2 separate regions of the Mus musculus genome follow, and region 2 is linked to region 1. The links are chromatin contacts, found by POLR2A ChIA-PET in ENCODE. All regions are on one chromosome and are shown on one strand. Each heading gives the region's core, a stretch centred on a gene start or an enhancer-like site at or near the end of the contact. The rest is flanking DNA. Distances are from core to core; before and after follow the strand shown.

What was found. ChIA-PET counts read pairs that join two places held with the same protein, here RNA polymerase II (POLR2A).
Region 2: POLR2A ChIA-PET joins it to region 1 with 22 read pairs in embryonic stem cell. The contact joins the enhancer-like site here to the promoter of 2810408I11Rik in region 1. POLR2A ChIA-PET finds 5 or more read pairs at or near these places in 3 of 5 experiments (Patski and embryonic stem cell).

Annotation. Positions count from the first base shown.
Region 1 is chr1:64,687,583-64,693,566 of GRCm38, reverse strand. 2810408I11Rik (RIKEN cDNA 2810408I11 gene) reads left to right here and starts at 2,908. Exons shown (of 2, transcript NR_038009.1): 1 at 2,908-3,103. It overlaps Ccnyl1 (cyclin Y-like 1), which reads right to left and starts at 2,222. Exons shown (of 10, transcript NM_001097644.1): 1 at 2,167-2,222. The coding sequence starts at 2,176.
Region 2 is chr1:64,915,444-64,920,957 of GRCm38, reverse strand. The region is part of intron 3 of Plekhm3 (pleckstrin homology domain containing, family M, member 3); the gene reads left to right. Among named protein-coding and RNA genes, the nearest start is that of Gm51628, 31 kb to the right of the region's middle. Within about 2 kb of position 1,697, at least 3 of the 3 ENCODE cell types and tissues checked have a DNase peak (open chromatin) inside an H3K27ac peak, as active enhancers do.

The sequences.
Region 1 (5,984 bases), core at 1,659-4,158:
GATCCAGTCAAATGCTGACATTTCTTATCACTGTAGTGAATGCCAAGGAATTTAATTTGACAGTTTTGGCAGCACTAAGGATCAAGCCTATGAGTTTGTATTTGCTATACTTAAACTAGTCCTCCAGATCTAAAAATGAAATTTAGAGAAAATACTGAACTGAAATTTTAATGGGCACATTAGTAAACTGAAATTCTATGATCACACACACACTTATTTTACAAAAACTTCTAAGCATTTCCTGTCCTATAACTTTATGCTGACATTCCTCTTGCCAGCCTTTCTTAATGTTGTCAAAGCATTCTCAGCTTCAACTCACAGTTAGCAGAACAGACCCACTTACAGGATCAATGTAGGTCCCACTCTTACCTGCCCTTTTCTTTCCTCTTTCACTGAGAGTACATATGAGCTACGAGATCTAAGGAAAGAAAGGTTGCCTCTGCATCAGCTAACTGAGACTAAGACGGGGAGGACCACGTACCACATGTTCTACTGTACAAGTCAAAATACAATAGACATTTTGACAAGATTTTTTTTTCCTGTTAAGAGTCCAACTCAGCACATCTCCCACCTCCACAGCACATCTTCCACCTCCACAGTTTAGAGCAGTTCTATGCAGAAGCAGTTTCAGTCATATCTTAACTTTGCATCCTCATCAACAATACAGTGAGAATGCATACAGGCTTCCTTTGTATCTGGGAGGAACAAATAGGCATACATGATACTGTGCTGTAATCCCTCAAGAATTATAAAAAGGTCCTATTTGGACTCTCACTCAACACTACCCATATACTGTTTGTAAATCCAGAGGCTTAACTTACAACATTGAAACTGGACAGTTTTCATAAACACACACTCCACTGTTTAAAGATACAATTACCTTTACATTCTTTTACAACATTTGACTATTACAAAAAGTTACAAAAGTGTATCGATCATGGGCCTTAAGTTATTCTAAAGGAACTCATTTGTAGTGAAGCCAACAAGCCAATGTAGCTTAAACATCTCATGATACGTTGTCTTATAGATCTGTAGCCTTCATTCAATAACCACACTGCTATCTAGAATTACTTTTTACCCAATTCACAGATTTTCAAAAATTTTATAATTATAAAACACCAAGTATTTCCTCTTCTCCCTCCTACCTACCCAGCCAGCTCACCCTGCAATGGATCAGTTTTCGAGCTTCAACTTTCTTAGCACCAAGTAAGAACCTCCAGGCTGAAGGTGTGCAGGGAAATGGAGCCATAGAAACAAATATTACAGGCACCCGCAGGGGGCTGTCTTCTTAAATCCCAAACCTTTACATTACTAATTTAAAGCTAAATTTAAGCTTTTGGCTCCATTTAAACGCCCAATGAACAATCTCTCCCCACCCTGCTTCCTTTGGAAGAGGTAAAATAAATGAAATTTGTTAAATGGCGATGTATTTACCAAAATGATAATTTTAAAGCAAGCAGAACTACTCCTTGTTAGGGAGGGGAAGCAGTACTTTTCTGAAGCCTGGAAAGAAACTAACATCTTTCACAGAAGTCTCCTCTTTCTGTGTTCCAACTATAACTGAAAGTAATAAAGCAACCTTTATTATTGAGGCTACTTTCAAAATCCTACTTAATACCATACACATTTTGGTGGCAATCTCTACTTGAACGTAAATAAGAAATCTTTAACCATGCTGAATCTAGATTGCTCTAGTATCAGTTACTCAACTCGTTCAGAGCAAGAGGAACATTATGCTCTTACCTTACGTACCATCTGCCTAAGTAAGGACAGAGAGATGGGATGGCTATTCTGAGGTTAGGGGTACCTGGGAGTTTTATTAAGAAAAGGGGCAATTATAGTCTCTTGAAGTCTTAAGTTCCACTGGACGGTACACAGCAGTACAAAGAGGAAGCGGTGCCGGGTACAGGGTCCCGGGTCAGAATGAGAGAATGGGAAGAGTGAAGAACTGGGCGTAGGGGTGGGAGAGAAACTGGCCAGACGTGGCCGAGAAAGAATAAGGGGTGGGAACACGAGCCACAGCCCTCATTCCCGGTGTCCAGGCCTGCGCCAGGAATAATCCCGGCAGGAAGGAACCCGAGGCGGCGGCCGCCTCCCAGCGGGACCCAGGGAGTCGGTGGAGGCCAGAGGTGCGCCACGGCCCGGACGCGCCCGCTGCCTCCTCACCTTCGGGCATCTCTCGGTCACTGATGTGCTGCAGGTGGTGGCCCTCGCCGGCTCCGAAATCCAACTCGGCGGGCTCCACGGCCGCAGCGGGCGCCGGCGCTACCGCCACCGCGTCCCCGGCCGCCGCCTCGTAGACCTCGGACTCGTAGTCGGGCTCTGCCGGCCCCGCGCGCCGGCCCAGCTTGGGGCTGGCATTGGGGGACACGCAACAGGTCAGCGTGTTCCCCATGGGGAGCGTCCGCTCCGCTCGGCCGACGCCTGCGCCTCCGCTCGCCCCGGACTCCGCGCCCGCCCCCTCCCCCAACAATGGCGCGGTCGGCGCCGGCAGCCCCGGGCAGAGCGGGGCTGCGCCCGCCCGCACTCGCCGCCGCGCCCGCTGCGCGCCCGCCCGCCCCGCCGCCCAGCCCGGGGCAGGGCTCCGGCCTCGGCCGCACCCCCGCCGGCTCGCCGCCGCCGCCTCCCCACAGCGGACTAGTCTGCGAGGGCGGCGACCAGCCCGGCTTATTTAAAAGGGGTGGGGACCCGACAAGCGCTGGGAGACGCAGCCACTGCGGGCCGAGAGCGCGGCCGGAGCTCCTCCTCCTTCCGTCGCCGCCTCCGAACTGAAGGCCGCTAGCCGGCTCCTGCCAACCGGAACGCGCTCCGCGGTCACCTGGTGACGGGTAGCCAATCAGACCCGGACTTCCCTCCACGCACCCGCCTACGGCCCAGGCACGTGACTCACAAAGCCCCGCCCCGTCCCTTAAGCTGAGCCGCGCGAATTCTGGTTTCCATTCATCTCGAGCTGCGCCGAGTCCGGCTCCTACTGGGGAGCTGCGGCAGTTTGTTACTCGAGGCCGCCCTTCAAGGCGGGCCCCGAAGGTCCGGCCTGGTGAAGAGTTGGTTTTGTCAGCAGTTTGGTCTCTCCATGTTTGACAGCTTCCCTTTGCTCACCCAAGTAAGTTGCACTGGACTTAGCCGGTTGTATATGGCTAAATGCTCTTCTCCTGTCTTCCCAGTGTTACGTTCTCGCTTGCAACTTGGCCATAGCAACCCCGGGGCTCGCTCCTTACTCTCAATAAAGAGTCGTGACTGTGTCTTGCATGAAACCCGAGGACACGTCACTCTTCAATTTCCTCGTACGTCAAATAAGGACCAAACTCTCGGTTCAGAAAAGCTGGGAGCCAGCAACTCCGGTTTCGCTTGTTTTCTGCCATCACAAGACAGGAGTTTCCAGACTTTGTTTCTTTAACTAGCAATGCAGAGAACAGTTTTCTCCCACAAAATAGAGAACCACACTGTGGGGTGCCCACAGTCCTAAGTGATGGGGATGGTAGAGAGCAATTGACCTTTAGCATGCACCAAGTATTGCCAACCATGCCAACCGAGCTCCCTTAGCGCTAAGTCTAAAGAGCAGTCCAATGTTCGATCTCCCAGATTTTACTGATCGGTGGCAGGGTAGGGGGAGCATGCAGAAACTGAGTAACTTTCTCAAGGTTACATGACAAGGTTACTGCTCGTGTAGGGGCCAGAATAGTCTGGATTCCAGGTTTATCTCCGAGTACCTGTGAAAGGAAGTCACGGTTAGGGAAAATGACAGAGACTGTTGGTGCTTGGTAGTGTTCATTTTAAGGAAGAGCAATCTTTTCACTTGGGGATTTTAAATATCTTCCCTAATTGAATCTTCTCGTTCATTTCTGTTCCTGAAGTCCAGCAGTCCAGGCTCCCAGTAAATTTAGGCAAATGAGAAGCAAAGATTTGGAGAATCTAGCTGTACGAGTTCACACTGCTGCTCTTGGAGTACAAACACAAATATCTGACCCCAAAGTCAATGAGGTCAAGAGTTTAGTTGTTTTCTTTTAATGTATATATTTATTGTATTTGTATGAGTACACTGTGGCTGTCTTCAGACACATCAGAAGAGGCATTGGCTCCCATCACAGATGGTTGTAAGCCATTATGTGGTGGCTGGGAATTGAACTCAGGACCTCTGGAAGAGCAGTCAGTGCTCTTAACCGCTGAGCCATCTCTCCAGACCAAGAGTTTAGATTTTATACTGGAAATAAGTGTTGAACATGAAGTTCAGAAGTCATTGTCATGTGTATTTAAGACTATGTTATTCTGGACAGTAAGAAGGAAGGGAAGAAAGGTCTAGTTAAGGAAGCCTAGTCTTTTCCTAGGAAAGAAAGACAACTCCAACAAAGGGCACTGGTGACTAAGTGGACAAAGAACTTATTTCCTAAGTGAAATAGGAAGTACTTACCTATTGGATATGGAGGGAGAACAGAAGTAGAAGGCAAAAAAAAAAAAAAAAAAAAAAAAAGTCTAAAGTTCTGATTTAGAGGGTAGGCGGGTTTTGATGCCGCTCCCCTAGACAGATAAAAAGAAGAATAAGTTTGGAGAAGAAAGTTTTTGACATTGTTAAGTGTTGTATGAAAATGAATCCTGAGGGGAGAAGAAGGCAGAGGGTATATAACTAAAGAAATTTTCTCTTAAGATGGGAGAAAAAGCAAGATGAAAGTACTTTAATACTAAAAGAGTAAGAGCCCATGAGCACAACACAATTTCAGACTTCGAAGAAAAGGAGGAATTAATAAGTGATGTCCCCAAGAAGGCAGAAATATCTGGGAGAGGTAAGCTTTGGGAAGCAGAAGCAAGCAGGGAGAAAAGACATATGTGACATGGAGACATTGCTGGTAGAGAAGTTTCGGGAAAGTTCACTTCATGACCCCTGTTTTCCTATAAGGTTACAGTTTGGAAAATAACTGGGGGAAATGGAAGTATGAGTAGAAGTTGTTTGTATCTCCCAGAAATTATATTATATTTAATGAAAACCAAATGCCATTTTACTGGCTAGTTTTTTGTCAACTTGACACAAGCTAAAGCCATCTGAGAGGAGGGAGCCTCAGTTGAGAAAATGCCTCCATAAGAAGAAAAACCTAAAAGCCATTTTCTTAGGAATTGATGGGGGAGGACCCAGCCCATTGTGGCTGGTGCCATCTCTGGGCTGGTGGTCCTGGGTTCTATAAGGAAGGAGCCTAAGCAAACCATGAGGAGCAAGGCAGCAATCATTGCATTGAATTTTACATGCTTCCTGTTACTTGAAGTTATGCCTAAGATCAAGTTACAAAATAGTGCCCACATGTAACAGTACCCCTCCATGGCCTGCACCATTTCCTGTCTCCAGGTTTCCGCCCTGTTTGAGTTTCTGTTCTGACTTCCTTTGATGATGAAAAGTGATGCTCGTGTTTTTGGACATGGCGTTCCAGCACAGCAATAGTAACCCTAACTAAGCCACCATTGCTCCTCAATATTGGTAAAGACTCGGCTTCAGGGTCCACCACAGATACCACAATTAGAAGAAGCTGAAGTCCTTATGAGTTGGTACAGTATTTACATATAACCTACCTGTGTACATTCTCTCATGTATTTCACATCACCTGAGTACCTATAATACCTAGTAGATGTCAGTGCCATATATGTGTGTGTGTGTGTGTGTGTATATATATATATATATATATATATATATATATGAGCAATACTGTATTATTTATAGAATAATGACAAGAGAAAATGTGCATGTTTGGTAGAAATGCAAGTTATTTCAATTATTTTTAGTTCACTTTCCATTGAATCCATGAAGGCAGAAACCACAGATAAGAGGATAATGCCTCCTCCCTCAGATGTGACTAAATTGACATATTTGAGCAAAGTCCATGGGGCTCAACTCTAAACAGCTATATCACAGAAGCAGAAGGTGACTCTACTTATTCTTTCCAAGTAGTTAAAAGAAATGGCGCCAACTCTGAGGAAGAGTTAACAGATAAGGAAGCACAATG
Region 2 (5,514 bases), core at 448-2,947, 230 kb before region 1:
GGCAAGGCAAATGTTGTTCCTAGCTAGCAGCTGAAATTGATCATGACCTTGTCAAATCTTGTTCCAGTAGACTCTATAAAGTCAGTATTGAGGACAGCGTGGGGATGGCCAAAAGAGGGTGAAGAGCAGATGACTGCTGAGATAGGAGGGGAAGAAGCCCAGTGTCCCTGGAACACTGTAAGATTGACAGAGTGGACCTCACTCAGAGCTCTTCAACAGTGCTATTCCTCTTTATCCCCATTCTCCTCGCCTCTCACAAACACTGAAATAGGAAGAGAAAGGTGAGAAAAGACCTCCCCCTAAACCAGATTTGTTCACCTACTAAGCTAAATTAAAGTTACCTCCCTTTCATTTGTGATGATAACTTACCACAAAGACAGACTTAATTGGAAGCCTGATGGAGAAATTTTTAATTCAAGCATTGTAGACTTATAAATATGCGTTTAAAAGTGAAAAGATCTCACCACCAGCCAAGAGTTTATGCTCTGTTCTTGCCCTGCATTGAAAAAAGCAAATGGTGATGGTCAGAATGAAAACCTACATTTTAAATTCACTAGAGTCACGATGGCCACCTTTCTATCGGAAAACAATGGACTTTAAGGAGGGTCTTAGTGACTGTGCATAGGAACTTTGCAGTGAGGATGGCAAAAGGGGAAACTCTGAGCCAGAAATACCAGCACAAGCAGATGTGCCACCTGTAGTTCTAACACTGGGAAGGCTTCGAGGCAGGAGGATTGCCAGTTTGAGACCAGTCTAGGATTGATCATGAAAACCTGTCTCAGAAAACAAAAACACGTTGAGAGCCAGCATAGAAGCCATAGGAGGTAATGTGTGTGTGTCTGTATATATGACAAGAGCAGACCTGTGCTGAACCAGTTAACTACTTTTGGAAGTGTTTTTGATAAGAAAATACTACCTTTAGTAGTTTTGGTTTGTTTAATTTGTCATTTATTTATTTTACTTATTCTTGAAATTGTTAGCATTTCAGTGTTTTTTTGGTGCCTATATTATTATATTTTGGAATTCAGGCATTCAGTAATACTCTACTAATTGCTTACAGGATAGGCATCCTGAATTCATAATATACTTACTTGTGTGACATTAGATTGCTGATAGAGTCCATAAATTCCTTGTAATTGGAAAATAGGAGACTAGCCCAGCCTTGTTCTCAAGTTAGTCACTGGAGTCTCTGCCTTAAGAGACTGTATAGTAAGAGAATGAAGAAAGCCCTGCGTGGGCTGTGAAGGCTGCCACTCAGTTAACACTTCTCACCTGTCTCTCAGTTTGCTTCCTGAAGGAGCATGCATTGCCCATATGTTGCATTGCATTGAGTAAAGGGAGTGTTGGAGAGCAGGCCCAGTGCAACTAAAGCTTGGAGAGAGAAAAACAGGGAAAGGCAAAGCGAGGAGCCGAGGCCCGAAGAAGGAAGCGAAGAAGAGGGAAAGTATTACATAATGGGTGAGAGCAGACCTTTCTGGCAGTGTCTGTCACCCAGTTCCCTGTGACACGACGCATCCCTTGGCTGTCTAAATTTGGAGCTTGATAAATCTGGACTGTTGGGGGTAGCTGAGTACGGAGAGCAGGGAGCTCAGCACAGGGTTACAAGTGGAATTGGGTTGCTCGCTTGCGCAGCTGGTGCTTCATGCTTCGGCTTGGCAGTCCGATGGGGTGCAGGTGCGTTTCTAACTCAGAGAGACCGCTAACTTGTAAGTGTGTAACGTACAGTGTACTGCATTCAAGAGTAAAACCAGTTCACTCCCTTTACAGCATATGTGGTTTGCAGGCATTTTCGTTCCCAGTGCTAAACCAGGAAGATTGTTTTTCTGCCTCAGGTTGGGAATTATTCTGTGTGTCCTGTAGGGGGCAGAGTCTCAAAAGAAAAAGAAAAAGAAAAGAAAAGAAAAAGCTTTGTTATACAAACCTGAATGTTTTTTAAATTAGTGGGAGGCTGTTAGTCGTCCAAGAGGTTGCTATAGCAGATGGCCCTTTTAAGGATCCATGCTTCTCTCAGCATTGGTGATTTAAATCACTTGCTTTGCTTTTTGTAACTGTGTGCTGATGACACAGACCGGGTGGAAAAGCAGCTAGAGAACTAGCATGTCTGCCTTCCAGGCTGCCAGTCAGTTTAGCACATTGGACTTCATGCACTCATTGAGAAGCAAATTCACAGACTTTCATGGCTTTAGTGTATCTCTTTAGACTGTTAAGTTTTTAATGTTTACTTAGTCCCTCCCCCATTAAATATTTTGGATGAATAAGGTTGCACTGAGTAGGCTCTTAATTCTGTTGTCATTTGGTTGCTATTTAGAGGAGCTACAAATATTGGCTTTTACATATATAAAATATGGACCGTTGGTCCTGTTTCACTAAATTCTTTCTCTAAGTGAAGACTTCTTAGGTCTCTTAAGTTTTAAACAGTTCCTACAGAGAAAATGGAGCATGACCATACCAGGATGCCTGAGGTTATGGTTTTGAAGCTATATGGGGAGCCATAACTCCATATTTCTTGGCTCATGCTTAGACTTAGGATAGTTGTGTGTGCTAGCTGCATAGCTTCCTTTCCAGCTCCGTGGCTGCTTAGCAAGCCCTTGCTACAGAAGCCTAACCATGTTCAAGTCTGTCTCCTGGGTACCCCTGAGCTCTCCAGAAAGCTAACCATGTTCACGCCAGTCTCCTGAGGACCCCTGAGCTCTCCAGTCCCACCTCCTGACGGCTGAGAACCCATTCCTGTGCTCGTTTGCTTATTCTCTGCTTGCCAAGTGCATGGCTGTGCCTGAGGTCAGAGTGTTAGAAATGTGGACGTAACCCCTTCCCTCATTAGACTGTAGGCAGCTAGGAATGTTAGATATTAAATAATAACATTGGTAACTGCCAAATAGCAGCCACGACCAGATTCACAGATGTGACAGCCACATTCCAGATCCCCGAGCCGTCAGAGGTAGGTAGAGCCAGGTAGGACTGTAGAAGATCATTTCTGGACTATAAAAAAGGCACTCAATGCAGATGAACTTCATGTTTGACCATGACGTCACAGAAAGTTCTTGAGCAGAGCAATGCATGCTGGGCGAGGTGCTGCAGAAGTGTTATTTGGGGATGCTTTTCTATGGCCTCTGTCAAAAGCGTCTACGATAGAAAATGAGGTGTGCTTCTTTAGTGAAACACAGGCTGGAATTCAGCATTGTATTTGACAATAAGGAACCTGTGATTTAAAAATATTAATGCTTAAAAGGTGATTGTTCAGTTTATTAAAATATCTAGTATATGGCCATAAGTGTTTCTAAATTTGGTTTTCATAACTGCCATGTACATTAGATTAAAACATGCTTGTTTTCTTTAGGAATTTGACATGTGTACCTACTCAGCAGATACATCGTTTTCTTGGTTTTGGGGCACACAGTTAAGTTTCCAGCAATTAAGAAACCTAGCAATTGAGTACAATAGTTTCAAGAGCCTGTGACTATATGGTGTGACAGGGATGCAGTGCTCACCTTCAAAACTGTTCCTCGTGAGACTGTTCTGTAGTCTGGGTGTGATTTGGATGGCCCACTTAGGGCAGTGCTCATGAGTGGGACTGAAGTTGAATGTGGGAAGGGACCAAGAGTGGGCTTAGGGCTGCCTCCGGTGCTTCCCTCTGCCGGTTTTATGGTCTGTTCCCTGGCTGCTGTTTAACCTCTGAGGACTGCTGTTGGTGACTGTGCATCTCTGGCATCAAGAGCTGTTGCTTTCCTTTTTCTTCCCCTGCAGCCCTGGGAGGGGTAAACTCAAAGGGGGGAAAAGTTTTGCTGTGAATTCTTCAGCCATTTAGTGCAAATTCCTGTAATTACCGGCATTGTGTCTCTTCTGAATGGCACATAATACAGCAGAAGCCATTCCTAATTGAGACCTTACAGGAGGTACAAATCCCCTCTTTGTTCAGCCTGACAAATTAGTGCCAGAAAGTGGCAGGGTCCGAATGGGAATCAAAGGCAAGAAGCACAAAGATGGGACTTAAGGCTACAGTAATAACCCTCTCTTGTCCTGAAGGAAAAAAGTAATGACCAATGAAAATGAAGGCTTTTTCCTCCCTCTGTGTGTGTGTGTGTGTGTGTTGTTGTTGTTGTTGTTTGTTGTTGTTATAAATTCCCTTGACAGGACAGCACCTCGGGGCTGCTCTATTTATTTAGTAAAAGTGATTAAATAGTAATACAACAGGGTAGCCCATTGTTTCCCTGGGCACCCCCATCTCACAGACCCCTGTTGCCTTGGCTAATTGATTGACAATGAACCTCTGAAAAAGAAGTTTGTTGTTAGGACCTGGGATGTGGAGCATCCCTGCACCCTGCTGTGTGCGTGCCCCGTTCATTTTTGTGTGAACTGTATTCCAGTTTTCCTTTGCCTCACCTTACTGCTTCTTTCCTTCTCCCTTTGCTCTCTCTGTCTTGGTTACTTCTCTGCTCCCCTTTGCTCCCAGACACAGACAAGCAGGTAAGGAAGAGTTAGACTTTTTTAGTACAGGCTTTGCAGAGATCTATCTTTGGGGTCAGCTCCCCGTTCCTTCTGGGGGTCGATAGAACAAGGGGGAAAAGGGATTGCACGTGCTTTCTGCTGTTTTTAACGTGTGGGAATGGTTGTCTGGAAGTTGTGTTTGCTCTAAGATTCCCCCCCCCCCCAAATTCTTTGCTCAATTGCTTGAAGGGAAAAAAAAATGTCCTTATACCAATAGCATTTACATGTTGGGGGAGGGGGATTTGGAGGCAGAAACAAACCCCTTTTTCAGTGGCTCTCAGTTCCTGAGAAACCAGACTTGATTACTTGAAGATCAGATCTGGCTGTTTGTTGGTGTAACTCAGGACCTTAAGGATGCTGGAAGCTTTGGGAAGACAACCAAAGGCCTCCAGGCAGATAATGAATGCACCCCCACCTTATATATGCTCAACTAGCTAAGCTGAAGATAAATCCCTAATTTAACTCTGTTACAGCTGCAAAAACAAATCATTTTAAGCCCCCAGGAAAGCAAAATATGTTAAACAAACAGTATCGACCTCACTAATACCACATGGCATTTCGTGTGATAAATGAGGGCATATTTCTGGCAAGTGCCTGTTTTATGACATCGTTTAGACATAAAGGATACCTTCATCCTAGCAATACAAGCATCCCTGATAGAAAGTATAGAGAGGTTAATTATTCATTCGGTAGCTACCAGTTTGGAAGTAAGCAACAGTTCTTTCTGCCGTGGGCCTCATTTACTTACTGGCCTTGAAGTAAATCCCGTAGAGTGGTAGTTGTTGAGAAAAAGAAATTGAGTCTGATTGTATGTGTGGATCTCTTGGTTCCCAGGTGCAAAGAGGAGCAGTTACACATTTTACTCTTAGGGAGAAAAGTATAAATATGTTAGGGAAGATTTGATTTTACCCGGTGCGAAAAATTAGGGGGTAATTTGGTGTACCAAAGTGGCAGGTCTTCTAAGGAAATGAACTTGGAAAGGAAGAGGTTTTTGTTTGTGTTTGCTATCCTTTTATTTACTGCTGCTTC